Linked DNA regions of Homo sapiens: regions 2, 3 and 4 are each linked to region 1. The links are chromatin contacts, found by Hi-C or POLR2A ChIA-PET in ENCODE. All regions are on one chromosome and are shown on one strand. Each heading gives the region's core, a stretch centred on a gene start or an enhancer-like site at or near the end of the contact. The rest is flanking DNA. Distances are from core to core; before and after follow the strand shown. Region 1 holds the start of IL23R (interleukin 23 receptor). Region 2 overlaps PDE4B (phosphodiesterase 4B). Region 3 has its middle 140 kb from the start of SGIP1. Region 4 overlaps GNG12 (G protein subunit gamma 12).

What was found. Hi-C counts contacts between places; a loop is a spot of excess contacts on that map. ChIA-PET counts read pairs that join two places held with the same protein, here RNA polymerase II (POLR2A). Pooled maps may share reads with other maps.
Region 2: a pooled map shows a loop between it and region 1 (4-fold over the local background). The contact joins the enhancer-like site here to the promoter of IL23R in region 1. A Hi-C loop is called at or near these places in 10 of 37 single-sample maps with no recorded cell type and 7 of 50 pooled maps.
Region 3: a map of GM12878 shows a loop between it and region 1 (2.8-fold over the local background). The contact joins the enhancer-like site here to the promoter of IL23R in region 1. A Hi-C loop is called at or near these places in 1 of 168 maps with a recorded cell type or tissue (GM12878), 4 of 37 single-sample maps with no recorded cell type and 6 of 50 pooled maps. POLR2A ChIA-PET finds 5 or more read pairs at or near these places in 1 of 52 experiments (OCI-LY7).
Region 4: a loop to region 1 is called in a pooled map, with 3 times the contacts of the local background. The contact joins the enhancer-like site here to the promoter of IL23R in region 1. A Hi-C loop is called at or near these places in 2 of 37 single-sample maps with no recorded cell type and 4 of 50 pooled maps.

The regions. Positions count from the first base shown.
Region 1 is chr1:67,164,824-67,168,483 of GRCh38, reverse strand. IL23R (interleukin 23 receptor) reads right to left here and starts at 2,030. Exons shown (of 11, transcript NM_144701.3): 1 at 1,943-2,030; 2 at 294-392. The coding sequence starts at 363. RefSeq lists an enhancer at 2,089-2,278.
Region 2 is chr1:66,372,346-66,376,005 of GRCh38, reverse strand. It overlaps PDE4B (phosphodiesterase 4B), which reads right to left. Exons shown (of 17, transcript NM_002600.4): 17 at 1,432-3,660. The coding sequence ends at 3,328. Among named protein-coding and RNA genes, the nearest start is that of SGIP1, 160 kb to the left of the region's middle. RefSeq lists enhancers at 1,550-1,729, 2,676-2,725, 3,096-3,185. Within about 2 kb of position 1,650, at least 8 of the 41 ENCODE cell types and tissues checked have a DNase peak (open chromatin) inside an H3K27ac peak, as active enhancers do.
Region 3 is chr1:66,394,683-66,398,342 of GRCh38, reverse strand. No RefSeq gene overlaps it. Among named protein-coding and RNA genes, the nearest start is that of SGIP1, 140 kb to the left of the region's middle. RefSeq lists an enhancer at 861-1,040. Within about 2 kb of position 1,765, at least 5 of the 41 ENCODE cell types and tissues checked have a DNase peak (open chromatin) inside an H3K27ac peak, as active enhancers do; they include GM12878 and OCI-LY7, where a contact is called at or near this core.
Region 4 is chr1:67,747,901-67,751,560 of GRCh38, reverse strand. All of the region lies in intron 2 of GNG12 (G protein subunit gamma 12), which reads left to right. Among named protein-coding and RNA genes, the nearest start is that of GADD45A, 65 kb to the right of the region's middle. Within about 2 kb of position 1,665, at least 24 of the 41 ENCODE cell types and tissues checked have a DNase peak (open chromatin) inside an H3K27ac peak, as active enhancers do.

The DNA.
Region 1 (3,660 bases), core at 781-3,280:
TATAATAGTTTGACAATAGAACATGCCAACTCAAACTAATAAGCTCCTTTGTGGAAATATCCACATGTGAGTAAGAGGGCTGTCTAGAAGGGAAATTTGAGAAAGAAATCCTGCATTTGGAAGGAGATTGGGCCATTTTTATTTCATTCTATGTAATTTTTATGCACACATTTTTTCTAGTCTAATAATATTTGTATTCTTCAGAGATTCTAACATAAAACCATGAAAATGATAATCACTCAATATTCCATTTGTTGAATGAAAGATAGCAATAGATACATAAAACACCATACCTCCATGACACCAGCTGAAGAGTATGTAAAGGGCTATTACTGCATCCCATTGAATAGTGACCTGATTCATGTCTGGAAGCAGGAAAAGACTGTTTCCCTCTGGAAAAAAAATATGAAAAATGTTTAAATTGTAGTATTTTAGTAAAATAATAAAAAGCATAACATTTTTCCCTAAGAATTATTGTATTTGATGGGAACCTTTGATTAGGGAGGAAGAAGGAAAGAAGGAAGGAAGAAAGGAAGGAAGGAAACAGAGCAAAGAAATGTTACTGGTATATTTAGGAGATATAACAAGAGATGGAGAAGTAAAGCAAATAAATGGAATTTTATACTCTTCAAAAGTCACTATGAATTAACTCAGTAGGGCATTTGATCCATTACAGTGCCTCCTAATCTAGCCTTTCTCATCAGAAACCTCCTCCTCTGAGTTAACTTCTTTTTTTATTTTATGTTTTAAATTTTTTTAGAGACAAGGGCCAGGCTCTGTAGCCCAGGCTGGAGTGCAGCGGCATTATCATAGCTCACTGTAACCTCAAACTCCTGGGCTCAAGCGGTCCTCCCAACTCAACCTCCCAAAGTGCTAGGATTACAGGCATGAACCATGGTGCCTGGGCTGAGCTAACTTCTGGTGATGAATTCTTCTCCCTGCCAAAGTTACATACTTATCACACTCCAGAAATACTAGTCTTTGATGAGCTAAACTTGGGAAGAGCCAAAAATTTCAGAACTCCCAGAGAAAATGGATTCAAAATTAAGAAAAGTGAAGTGAGATTAAGCAATATGTGCTCTCACCAGTGAGACTCTAAAAAGCGTTTCATCTGGGGAGGCGTGGTGGCTCATGCCTGTAATCCCAGCACTTTGGGAGGCAGAGGCCGGTGGATTGCTTGAGCCCAGGAGTTCGAGATCAGGCTGGGCAACAGGGTGAAACCCTGTCCCTACTAAAAATACAAAAATTAGCCCAGTGTGGTGGCATGTGACGGTCATCCCAGCTACCCGGGAGGTGAAGGTTGCAGTGAACCATGATCACACCATTGCACTCCAGCCTGGGCGACAGAGTGAGACCTTGTCCCCCGCACCCCCTAAAAAAGAGGAAAAAGCCTTTCATCTGTAGAGAACGCGAAAGGAACACGTTATAGAAATTCCTAATAATACCGTTGTTAGTTTACAACTAGAGTTACACTATTTGATTAATCAGTTACATGAATTAACTCATTTACTCAATGATCAACATTATTCAGTTATTTTATCTGTTTAATAAAACCTGAGCTTTTTCTATAAAACTACAAGAGAACGCAATGCATGGCTCATCATATCGCATAAAATATCTAGTAACATTTAAAAAAACTGGGGTCCCCTTGGCTCAGAAATATAGGGATCCCTTTCATTATTTGTTAGCAATAGTAATTCTTCTCTTCATAAGAAGCAACAGAAGCCCTAAAAATGTTCCTAGTTAGAAGTTAACTGATGGAAATATGCAATAATTATTATTTAAAGTAATGTGATGCCATATAATATTATAGATTCCCTTTTCATCAGTAACCACTGCATGGAATATCATGAGAACTTGCAAGAGAAAACAACTTGGCCCATGTATTTCCAAAAGGAAATATAGCTGTCTTTAAGTATTTGGATGATCGCTGCCTATTTACCTTTCAACCTGTTTGAAGCACATAATTCCACTTCAGAGCCAGGCTGCCACCCTTGTTGGCTGTGTCATGTCTTCTTTCCTCACTGCCTGCCTGTCAGCACTCACTTTAGATTTTCACTTCTGAGGTCAATGGAAATGTCAGCAGAGCCCTGACCTACATTGCAGACTCTTGAAGAGGAACTCAAACTGTCCAATTCGAAATGACTGGCTCTCGTGTCACTATTTGGGGAAATCCAGATTACTGAAAGTGAACTGTTTTGTCGGTACTTTTTTTTTACAGCTTAATTTAAAATGGTCTCATCCAAGAGGCAGAACACTTATACATGTTTTCTTAAAAATGTCAAACATTTTGACACCAAAAATATGACGCTTAGTTTTAATTTACAACCAGCATTGTTATTAATTATACACTTGTTTCTTTTTTTAGTTTTCCAGCTTTGTTGAAATATAATTGATGAATAAAATTCTACAATTTGATGATATACAACATGATGATTTGATACATACATATTTTGTGAAGTTATTATACAATCAAGTTAGTTAATACATCTCTCATCTTATTTAGTTACTCTTTATTTTGCAGAGAGAACATTCAAGCAAATTTCAAGTATGCTGTATAATTCAGTATTGTTAACTATGGTCACCATACTGTATATCAGATCTCCTGAACTTACTCATCTTATAACTGCAAGTTTATGCCCTTCGACCAATAGCTTCCTTTCCCTCCACCACCCTCTAACCTTGGTAACCACCATTCTATCATCTGTTTTTATGGGTTCAACTATTTCAGATTCTGCATATAAGTGAGATCACGCAGTATTTGTCTTTCTCTGTCTGGCTTATTTCAGTTAGCATAATGCCCTCAAGTTGCATCTATGTTACCGCAATGGCAGAATTTCCTTCCTTTTTATGGCTGCATAATATTCCTGTATAGCCTACAGATTCTTTACCAATTATTCCACTGATAGGCACTTAAAATGTTATTTCCATGTTTGGGCTATTTTGACTAACGCTTCATGAACATGGGAAGGCAGATATCTCTCATGGTGCTGATTTCATTCTGTGGGGGGACTATAGATCCAGAAGAGGGATTGCTGGATCCTAAGGTAGGTCTATTTTAATTTTTTAAATAAAATTGTTTTTATTTCACACTGTTTTCCATGATAACTGTACCAATTTACATTCCTAACAGCAGTGTACAAGGCTGCCCTTTCTCTGTACCCTCAGCAATACTTATATCTTGTCTTTTTATCATAGGCACCCCAAAAGGTGGGAAGTGATATCTAATTGTAGTTTTGTTTTTTGGTTTTGGTTGTTGTTTTTGTTTTTGTTTTGAGACAGAGTCTTGCTCTGTCACACAGGCTGGAGTGCAGCGGCGTGATTACGGCTCACTGCAACCTCTGCCTCCTGGGCTCAGGTGATCCTCCCATTTCAGCTTCCTGAGTAGCTAGCACCACAGGCACATGCCATCACACTCAGCTAATTTTTTGTAGTTTTGGTAGAGATGGGTTCTCACCATGTTGCCCAAGCTAGTCTTGAACTCCTGAACTCAAGCAATCTGCCAGTCTTGGCATCCCAAAGTCCTGGGATTACAGGAGTGAGCCACCACGCCCAGCTCATTGTAGTTTTGATTTGTATTTATGTGATAATCAGTAATGTTGAGTACCTCTTCATATACTTATTGGCCATTTATCCGTCTTCCTTGAAAAAAAAATCTAT
Region 2 (3,660 bases), core at 401-2,900, 790 kb after region 1:
ATCTCTACTCCAATTGCACGTTAAGATTACCTAGGGAGAGACTGGGTGCAGTGCCTTGTGCCTATAATCCTAGCACTTTGGGAGGCTGAAGTGGGCAGATTGCCTGAGCTCAGGAGTTCGAGACCAGCCCGGGCAACATGGTGAAACCCCATCTCTACTAAGATACAAAAAATTAGCCAGGTGTGGTGGCATGCACCTGTAGTCCCAGCTATATGGGAGGCTGAGGCACAAGAATTGCTTGAATCTGGGAAGTAGAGGTTGCAGTGAGCCGAGATCATGTCAGTGCACTCCAGCCTGGGGGAAATTTTTAAAATCTGATGCCCAGGGCTTTGCCCAAGATCAATTCAATCAGAAATCTGGGAGGAGGATGGGCCCCAAACAAGTGTTTTTAAATATATGTATTTCCCACATGATTCTTATTTGCAATAAGGGTTAATTAAGAACCTCTTCTCAGTAGAAAACAAACCTGCAAATATTTCTAGCTCTGGGCATTGTAAAACTCACACCTCTGGCTATTGTAAGCAATTTATTTTGCTCCTTTTCAAACTCTCAGAGATGGTGAGGCACAATCAGATATCAGAGATGATGGAAAATGTTGGAAATAGCTCTGCAACTAGCAGGCAAGCTGGTTCTGAAATGTCGGCTCATCTTAATTTCAGCTGTGTTTAGAGAAGACCATCTTACTGGTTCACAGAGCACTCCCTTGTGGCTAAATTATTATGGGCCAACACCGATTCTTGTTTGCAACCTTCTGCAACAAACACACACATAAACACACACACACACACACACACACACACACTCTTCTCAGGATAAAATATTTTAAAATGCTGACTTTAAGATTTCAACAAAGCATTAAGTATTTTTCTTATATATAAAAAGTTCTTTCCAGAAAGAAAATCCTAGCCATATGACCAACAAGAGGCTGCATGGATCACTGAGAAAACCCTGAGTGTCCACCCATGCTCTGTGGGTTGTGGTTTAAGATGACTCTTTGGACCTCAGATTCTTCATGTGTCAAATGAATCAATGGGACTCTCTGACTGCATTATACTAATGTTCTATAATCTATGATTCACTTTTCTAGAGGACTCAGCCAAGTTGGGGATTCCCTTATTTATCTAGTAGATTAAACTCTTCAGACTCTTAAAGAGGTAGAAGGAAATAGTTCGAGATGAGCAAAGTGGTTTTGTTTTGTTTTCCTTCCTCAACCCCCTTCCTGCATCATTGAGCTGGGTGAACAGTTGCTAAGAAAAAAGCGAAATGTTCCAAACTAGGGGACTTTTTGGACATAGATTCTGAAACTTCAGTTGTGATGTTGGCTGGACACAGTGGTTGGCTTTCTTTGTGGGGAATGGCACAAGAGAAGAGAAAGATCTGCTTTTCATATGTCAGAACTAATTGTGAAATAAGTGGGCCTACAGACTAATCTAATCATGCTTTTCTTTATTCACCTCATATAAAAGTCTCTTTAGAATGCATTTGAACACAATATATAATAATAATACTATAACATACATTGTGAGAAACATTTGAAAATGATAAAATGTCCACCTGAAACAATGCAGTGTTCATAGACATACATTGGTCATGCACATTTGTGCCATTTTCTGTAATTACTGAGTCACAATGCTGAACTGAAAGCATGAAACATATTTTACAAACTGAAACTGACATCAGTAAGAGGCCTAACAAGTGTTATCAGAAGAGGCTTCACATTTGCGTAATTTGCTACATCAGTTCACATTTTATTATAAAAATTCACATTGTTTTATTGTTTTCTTTTGTAATGAACTGGAACATGACATTCCTGCTTAATGGCAGGCAGGAGGCTACCTCTTCAAAGTCAGTAGTTCGGGAGCATTCAGAAGAATCATCTGTGAGCAAATGTAGTGTTTCCTTTTGAACCAAAGCCACAATGATAGTAGGATCCAGTTATAACCCAACTCATGCCCACATAGATTTGGATAGAACCTGGGTAAAAACTACATCCCATTGCCCCCTGCCCCTATCAAGCTATACAAAAGTAAAAGCTCAGTATAAACCATTTAGTATCTAATGTGAGAATATTGTTTCCAAAACTGGTTCATAAAGGGGTTGTGCAGAAGTAGCAACTCAGGCAGGGAAAGGGCAGACCCTTTGAACAAAAGCCCACCCCTGTCCTCTCTGCCAAGGGGGCCATATGTCTCTACTAAGTGACGTTTGGGTTATATAATACACAATACAAAACATTACAAGAAAAAGTCGTAACTCTTAGGCAGAGTTTTCTACACAAATTTAACACCACCATTGGCAGGCAATGTTAGATATATAAATTAATAACTTACAAAACATTACATTATATACATTAAGTAATAAATACACGGTTATAAACAGGAATGGAGGTGTTAGCGCAGAAGGCAGTGCAAGAGAAGGACGGCAGCATTACATTGAAAACAGCCTAACGGGGTGAAGAGAGGAGGTAGGGAACAGGGCCAGGGACTGTACAACTCCTGTGGGGGGCAGGGTCCAAGACACAGCAGGGCACACTGCTGAGTTCTATGCAGACTCTCACGGTGAACGACACCACTGCTCCTTTCTACCCCCTAATTTGTTCAATTTTATTCTGTTTACAGCAAAAAGTTAAAAGTACTGTTGGAGGCAGGCAAACAGAGAGAAGTTTTAAGAGTGACTGTGGAGTTGGACTGGACAACAGGGGAAGGAAGTAAAATGTGGTTAGAAGTGTATCCTTTCTGTCTGTTTGCAAAAGTAACTGTAGTAAAGTGAAGGATATTGCCCAAGAAAGAAGGAAGACTATTTTCTTTCCCTTTTCCAGAAAGAGTCAAAAAAGTTTGTCAACTTTGAAAGCTTATCTGTGTAGAAGTTGATACTAAACTCCAGGTATTCAACAGGCATTTTAAAGACATGAAAATGTTTTACAAAAAAGGCACACAGGTTGGCAGACAAAGGGACAAGTGAGAAGATTCATAAATGAAGTTATTAGTCAGTGAGTTCAGTCACTGTCGGGGATAAGTTCCCGAAACTTAGTGCAGAATGATCTCTCAGTTTTGTGTCTTCCATTTTCAAGCCATGTGTCTTGATCAGAATCGGCCCCCAGCAACAGCTTCAGCCCTCTCCACCAAGCTTGCCATCAAGGCAAGTCAACCGTGGGATTTCCTGAGCTGCTATTTGCTTCCTGGTCTTGCTTTCTGACTCCAAACTCAAGTAACTGAAAGGCCAGGTGGCCCTTGTCCTGTGCAGGTCTTGGCCCCCATGGTGGGCTGGCCCTACCACATAGCTGGCATGCTCATCAAGGATAGAATGTTCATCTCCACAGGGAGAGGGGGATTATGTATCCACGGGGGACTTGTCTTCTGTTGCAATGTCTATGTCAGTCTCTCCCAGGGAATCTCTGTTTTCTGGATCAATCACACAAAGCGTCTTTGTGCTGCTGAAATAGCTGTGTCCCTCTCCCTCCTTCTCAGGTCCTTCAGAATCTTCCTCATCGAGAGTCAGTTCAAACTGAAACTTCTCCATCAGACCCTGGCAGTCCCTGTTCTGCTCGTCCAGTGGTGGTGAGGGACTTTGAGGTATCATGCTCTGATACCAGTTCCTGTTATCTTCTAAGGTATCGAGAATGTCCTGAGCATCAGGCTGTACCAAATCTGCCCATGTCTCCCA
Region 3 (3,660 bases), core at 516-3,015, 770 kb after region 1:
TGAAGTCCATCATGTGCCTAATTGTTAAACATTTCAACTCCAATAATCCTCATAAAGTCCCTTGAAGATGGGTACTTCTATGTCTATTTTACAGCTTGGGAAGCTGAGATTCTGAGTTACTAAGTAAACTGCCCAAGTTCCAGCAGATACCAAGTGGCACAGCTGTGATTCAGACCTGGGGCAGTCTTATGACAGAGCCCCTTTGCTTTATGCAGCCACAGTTAGAACACCCAGCTTCAGTCTATTCCAGGTTTACATTGTTTGGTTTTGTTTTTTGAGACAGAGTCTCTCTGTCGCCCAGGCTGGAGTGCAGTGGCACGATCTCGGCTCACTGCAAACTCCACCTCCTGGGTTCAAGAATTCTTATGCCTCAGCCTCCCGAGTAGTTGGGACTATAGGCATGCGCCACCACACCTGGCTAATTTTTGTATTTTTTGTAAAGACAGGGTTTCACCATGTTGGCCAGGCTGGTCTCAAACTCCTGGCCTCAAGCAATCTGCCCCCCTCAGCCTCCCAAAGGGCTGGGATTATAGGCATGAGCCACTGTGCCTGGACAGGCCTATATTGTTAATGGATAATAGTATTCATTCCTACTGGATCCAGATATACCCACTGAGTCTCAACACATTATTCCCATAGCCATTAATTATCCTCAGAATTGGATGTAAGTTGAAGGCTGTTTGTCATACCTTCACAATATGATGGATACTAACCATATGTTAGTATATAATACAATGATATGATGTTGTGTTAATCATAACCTAAACAGATTACTTGCAATTTTACAGCCCTTGTAAAAAAATCTTAATTTTTTTTATCTGAATCCCTCCCCATCCTTTTAGAACAAAGACCGATTCTATATGATAACCAGTGTTCTGCATACTCTGGCCCCTTCCTGCCTTTCCAACCTCATCTTGAACTTCTTTAACCCATTTTTTCTGTGGTCTAGACACAGAGAGAATCTTTCAGTTCCTCAAATAGTCTATGCTCCTTCTGCCATAAAGCCTTTGCTCATGCTTTTCTTTCTGTCTGTGATATTTATCCTTTCCTTCTCTTCTTCCTTTAGACTTTTGCATGCTGTCTCTTGGGCCCTTGGCTAGATCAGACCAGACTACCATCTACCCCTTTAAATTCCATCCAGCTGTCTTTAATGGTGCTTATCATCATTAGTGAACATGCCATTCAGTGTGTCATTATTTAATCTTTGTGTCACTCCTCCATTAACCTTCTAACCCTCAGATCCAGCACATAGTAGGAAGACAATAAACAACAAATACAGATGAATGTCTTCAAATTCTGAATCAATTACAGGAGGCTCCTGAAATACCAGGTTCCTCTGTGCTTTGTGCATTTTAATTTTCAGTATTAATCACAATTAAATGTACAGAAGACTAGGTCAGGAAATAACTTATTTGTAAAATAAGGCAACGTTAGTAAGATGGCAGCCCTTCCCTCCCTGGTGGTCCTCTAGTCACATATATGTGTTTTCCAGCACATGCTTTCTTGTTGGGCTGCTTCGTTTCCATCCAGTGGCGTCGGACACCACGACAGAGGGAAAGGTAGAAGTGCTAGGGTCAGCCTGGGGTTTGTGTTCCAGCTCGAATACTCTGTAGCTGAGCAACATTAGTCACATTGCACATTATTTCTCAGTTTCCTCATCTGTTAAGTGCTTCACTCATAGGACTGTGGTAACACTCTAAATGAGTTATGAGTCTGAAGCACCCACCCGGCACAGAGTCTGATTTGTTGTCTGAGAATTATTTTCCTTCCCCTAGTGTACACTATATACCTGCTAAAACAACAGTGCATTTCTTAAATCAAGTTATATGATTAAAATAGCTGACACTATGTCATGTACATTGTTCTAAGATTTCCCCCATATTAACCCATTGAAAACTCACAAGAGCCCTGTGAAGCAAATACTGGTAATTTCAGCCTCATTTCATGCATGAGGAACTGAGATTCAGAATGATTAAGTAACTAGCCCACAGTCAGGCCAAAATTTAATCCCAGCTAGTCTGGTATGTTCTTATACTGCAACATGATCCTGTGTCTCAGCTGGAGAATTAGCAAGGAACGATGGGCAATGAAGAGCTGGTTTTGAAAAGAAAAATCTCTCCCAATTCTACTATTATCTGGGTGACCTTGGCCAATTCAATTCTCTCTTCTTTAAAATGGGGATACTATCCCCTGTCTCCCGTGTGGAAGCTGAATGAGATGGCAAATGTAAAACCCTTGTACACATTTGTCATTTGCCTGTGGCTAAGACAATTTCTCTTTCTTCTTATAGAAGTATAACCTTTAAGTTTTCTCACCAACAACCTGGCCAGGGTAACTTTGGCCTTTGGCCAGCTCTAGAGCTTCTCGAACAAAAATTGTTGACATTGAGCCCACACAAAGCTGGAAACTCCCAGAGGGATAACTGTGCAGGCTCTGACCCAGCAAGATTTCCCCTGAATTCTACAGAGTTTCAACACATCTGAAACTCTTAGAGAGTAAAGCCCAAAGCTCCGGAAACAGAGAGCCTGGAAAGGAGAAGAAGGAGCTCTACTCTTTTGAAAGAAGGGGAATCTTGGTGATTAAATTTCACAAATGTGGCTCCAGCCATACCGCCCCTGACCTTAAGAACTGTCATGAATGTCTCTCTAGGAAACACTCCTCACACACACACCACCCCAGCATCATCCAGAGTGACGATTGTTAAAAGAAAAAAAATTATCTGACATTGACGTTTGCATTGTCAGAGGCTCCCTGCTCTATAAAGGAGAAGTGTCTGCCCAAGGTGGCCTTACGGTAGATGTAGAGCCCTGGGGAGGGGCTTTGAGTCTGCAGCATGCTTCAACCCTCATCCACGAAAGGGAGAAAATCATGGCTACCTCCTATGGTTATTGTGAAGAGGAAATGCAATAATAAACGTTCAGAGGCTAGGACAAGGCCTAGCCCTTGGGAAGCACCCAATGAATGGCAGTTATCATTGTGGTTGTGTTGTAACAGCAGCTAGGCCACTTGCCCAAGATCACCCAGCAAAATAAGTAAAGAAATGAGAACTGTAACAAACATCTCATGGACTGGCAGTCCCAGCTCTTTCTGCCATATGAAGCAGCCTCTCCCCTGTGTGTCTAACCGTCAGCTTCTTACTTTGTGTGGTGAAAGGGCTAAACCATATTAGAGAGTGTTGTGGGATAAGCAGTGTAAAAATGCCTCCCGCAACTCTCCACTTCACTCCATCCTATGAGATCCTACACCATTAAAATTACTCCCAGCCCCTTATCCCTCTGGGTTCTCTGGACCCCTGAAAGTCTCCCTGAAGCCTCAGGAACTCCCTGTGGGATAAAGGCACATGTAGATTTTTAAAAATGGTGTTTTACTCCAAATTCTTATGTTTTGCTAGGTAGTGGGTTCCAGGTGTGACATCTCACTGTCAAAGGGATATCTGTGACCCACAATAGTCCCGAGCCCAGGGATGGTGGATCTGGCTGTGTCCTGGCCTGGGTCAGCTTTGCCAGTAAAACAAAGGCCATGTTCCCGGTCCGCGTGAGGCCTGAGGGGATGGGACCCTTGTTCCCGTGGCAGCAGGTGTACAGGGGCAGGTGGCACTAACAGGTTGTGGAGATTTGAGCTGGGGAAGGCAGTCTGGTTGGTGGACAGGCAGGAGTTTGG
Region 4 (3,660 bases), core at 416-2,915, 580 kb before region 1:
CTGTTTGAAGACCCCACCCTGGACAGGGGACAGTGTTTCCCCAGAGCTGCCACTCTTGAGGCTCTGGAGGAGACTGGGTACAGAGACCCTAACTGTGGGACAGTCAACTGAAGGTGACTGTCCTGCCCCCTGAGCCATTGAAAGCTTTTTTCTTCAGATACTATATTATTCCCAGAGGTGCCATTAAACATTCTCCCTATGCTGTAGTGAGAAGTGGCTCACAGACTCTGCCTCTCTGTTGAACAACTATAGCTTTTACTTTGAAAACTAATGTCATTCATTTCTATAATGGCTAATAAATATTTTTAGTGGCCCAGAATGCATTTTAAAACGTGTGTGTATATGCACGTGTGTGTGTGTGTGTGTGTGTGTGTGTCTGTATGTGTATCCATGTAAATGGGCAGTCCTGGTAGACTATGAGTGGATGCGTGGGTGGGTGGGTGAGGGGGTGAATGTGTGTAAATGGTTGGGAAAGTCTGGAGTGGCCCAAATAATAACTGAGGTTAAAAACTGGTGAAAAATATTTTAATGTAAAAGGAAAAACAAAAGTTCATGCATCTTTTTTAATGAGGAGCAAAAATAACTCCTTACCTGTTAGTGTTATTTTTAAAGTATATGATGAGTAATTTATTACCTGCTGCTACATATAGTGTCATAAAATATGAAAATACGACTAATAAGTGGGAAAGGAAATTTGTGCAAGTCAGCATTGCTGTAACTGAAAGAACTAGAGTTTATCCTGCACATATACTGGCAGTCTAATGTGAGTCTGAGGCAAATGAGAGAGCTCAATAAGACTGCATGTAAGTAGATATAGGATATTCTGAGAAATAAGAGGGCCTGGAAACCTAAGCCCCAGTTATAACACTGTTTCTATGGGAAAATATGCTACATAAATACCTTCTTTGAAACCAACTTTTGAAACCCTGCCGATTTGTAAGTTAGGGGCTAATGATATAAAATGATCACCTACTGATCTGTAAAATTCTCAGCACTAGTCTGTCATCAAGCATTTATTGAGTAACTGCTGGGTGAATTACGCTGTGATGAGCATAGCAGGGTGAAACAAAAGAAATAAAGGAGTGTTTCTGCCCTCAAAAAGCGTGCACCTCGTTGGAGAGAGAAAACCTGCATACAAAGCAACCTGAGAACTTTTACAATGCCTGAGCCCACAAAGCAAGAGGCCTGCAGGCAGCAGTGTGAAAGAGGGATGTGAGGCAAGTGTGGTTAATCAGGAAAATGTGAGGTTCCACTGGGAGAACATGTTCCCTGTTCGTTTGTAATCCCCCAGAGGCACACCAAAGACTCTCTCATTTTTCCTGGAGAGCCTCACACAAGCATGAAGCAGTAGCTGCGGTGAATGTCATATGATCCTGGCGTGCCAAGCAATTCAAAACTACAAATGGCATGTGGTATTACCTTATTAGGAAAGGTTCAGGCTTTTTTCCTCTTTCTGCTCCGTTTTTGTTGTTTAAAGGAAGATAGGTTGTTGGCAGGCTGGGCAGTGGGTACCTTCTGTACCCAGAGTTTCAGTTCTGAAGCACACCCTGGTGAATCATAGCCTTTCTGAGAGTGCCCAAGGTTTGGAGCCCAACTTTGTGTTTTTGTGTAAATTTCTGGGAGAGTCTGTAGATGGGACAGTTCCTAACCAGTGACTCAGCACCTGAGAGGCAGAGTCCTTACCTTATTTGTCAGGCAGAGCTGTTGCTTTTCATTTCTCTCCAGCCTTGAGGTCTCCAAAAGGGAGAAGGGAGATCAGGAGAGGGGAACAAGTTGTGGATAAAAATTCTCAGTCTGGGGCTGTGGTGCATCCCACTGGGAATGCCGATAGCCTGTGGAGATGGGCGTGTGGCTGAGGCTGCCTTGCCAGGTGAGGCATCCAGATCAACCAGTCTGTCCTGATTGGAGGCTCCTAAAATAAGCCCTTTGCTCTGTCGTGCAGGCTGCCTCTGAGACGTGCTTCCTGGGGGCAGCAATCAGCAAACAGTTGTACCCAGACCCTTCCTCCTGGTACTGTATTTTAGCTTTGAGAAGCACTGAATCCGTGTTACTATATATGCAGTGGGGGAAAGGATGACATTCCTCCTCAAAAGATTTACATCATCATCAGTAGCAGCAAACATTTATTGAGTGCTTACTGTGTTCCAGGCACTCCATATGCTTTGTCTCATTTAATTCCCTTTACAGCCTTGGAAGGGCTTTTTTATTATTAAAACTCCTAATACTGTTATCTTAAAATAATAATTTTACCCTAATGTAAAGTTCCATTTTGCAGGTGAAAAAAACAGAGGTTTAGGGAAAGGTTAAGCGACCTATCCATAGTCTCACTACGAGCAAATGACAAAGGCAGGATGCGAACCCAAATCTGTCTCCCTCCAAACTAAGTTAGCAGACTATTCTTCTTAGACACCTTTTTATTTGCGGTTACTATAAGTAATGTCTGTAGACCTTCTGCTTTATTCTCCTGCATTATTCAGGAAGAAATGGAGGGTTTGGTTGTTCCCCACCTCCTCCCCTCCAGGGGAGTGGGAAGAGGGAAAGTCCTTGGAAAATAAGTCAGAGATGATTTTTTTTTTTTTAAGGAGAGTTTGTAAGGGAAGTGTTGAGTTGGCCAACCGAAAGGGAGAGGCTATTCTGGACTTCACATGTGTTATGGAAGAATGCGTGGTAATGAGTGGGAGAAACAGAAAGTAAACCAGTACAGGGCAGGATCAAATAGAAGGAAATGTGATAGCAAAGAAAGGGGCAGTCCTGCCTCCAAAAGTAGCATGTTAATGATTAGCACTCTGCAGACTTTTCAGATCTCACATGCTCTCAGCAGTATTCAGAACTCCCTTGTTTGGGGGAGAGTTTTGCTTTCCAAAACACAAAACCATGACATTTAATTCTCAGTTTCTGTAGGGACTAGATGAAATCACCACTGGAAAAACAAGAATGGCAGTGCATGTTAATTATTTCAGGAACTCTTAGAGGGTGCGAATAAAACAGCTGCCATCCCAAAAGACGCTGCACTTCTTCCTCCACCCTCTCTTCTTATCCCCCCAAGCACGATTTCTGTTTTTTGTGCCCTTCTTGCTACTTCTTTTAAAGAACTCATATCCCTGTGTTTCACTGAAGAGAAAAATGCATGCAAGAGATTATTGTTATTTTTTTATAAAGCATGTTACATCTTCCCAGTAGCCTATGGTATGGTTTCAGGACTACTCTGATTTTTGTATCTGATTGACCTTTGATTGGTAGCCACCAAACTCTGGAAAGCCAGGAATTTCTTTCTTGATCTGTAACCAAACTTCCAAATGCCCAGAACTTCCACTCTTCAAAGGAAGCATATTACAAACAGAAAACTCCTTCGAAAAGTGAATTGTAGTCCACCCTTTAGGTTCTCTCCTTTCCCTGCCCCCACAAAAAGGAAAGTTCTTTATCTCTGCCCTCTGCCTTTCTCTCCCTGCCCCCTCATGCAGACTAACAGTCTCTTGTTCTGATATAGAATGTTCTGTAATTATTTGTCCTCTGAAGATTAGGATAATAAAACATTTCAGCCACCCTCTTTTGGGTTCCCACTTTGCCCCAGTGAATAGAACTGTGCCCCACCATCCTTCTCCTCATAGCCAGCAGCCTCAAGTCCCACAATAGCTCTGCCTTGGTACAGGGAGCCAACAT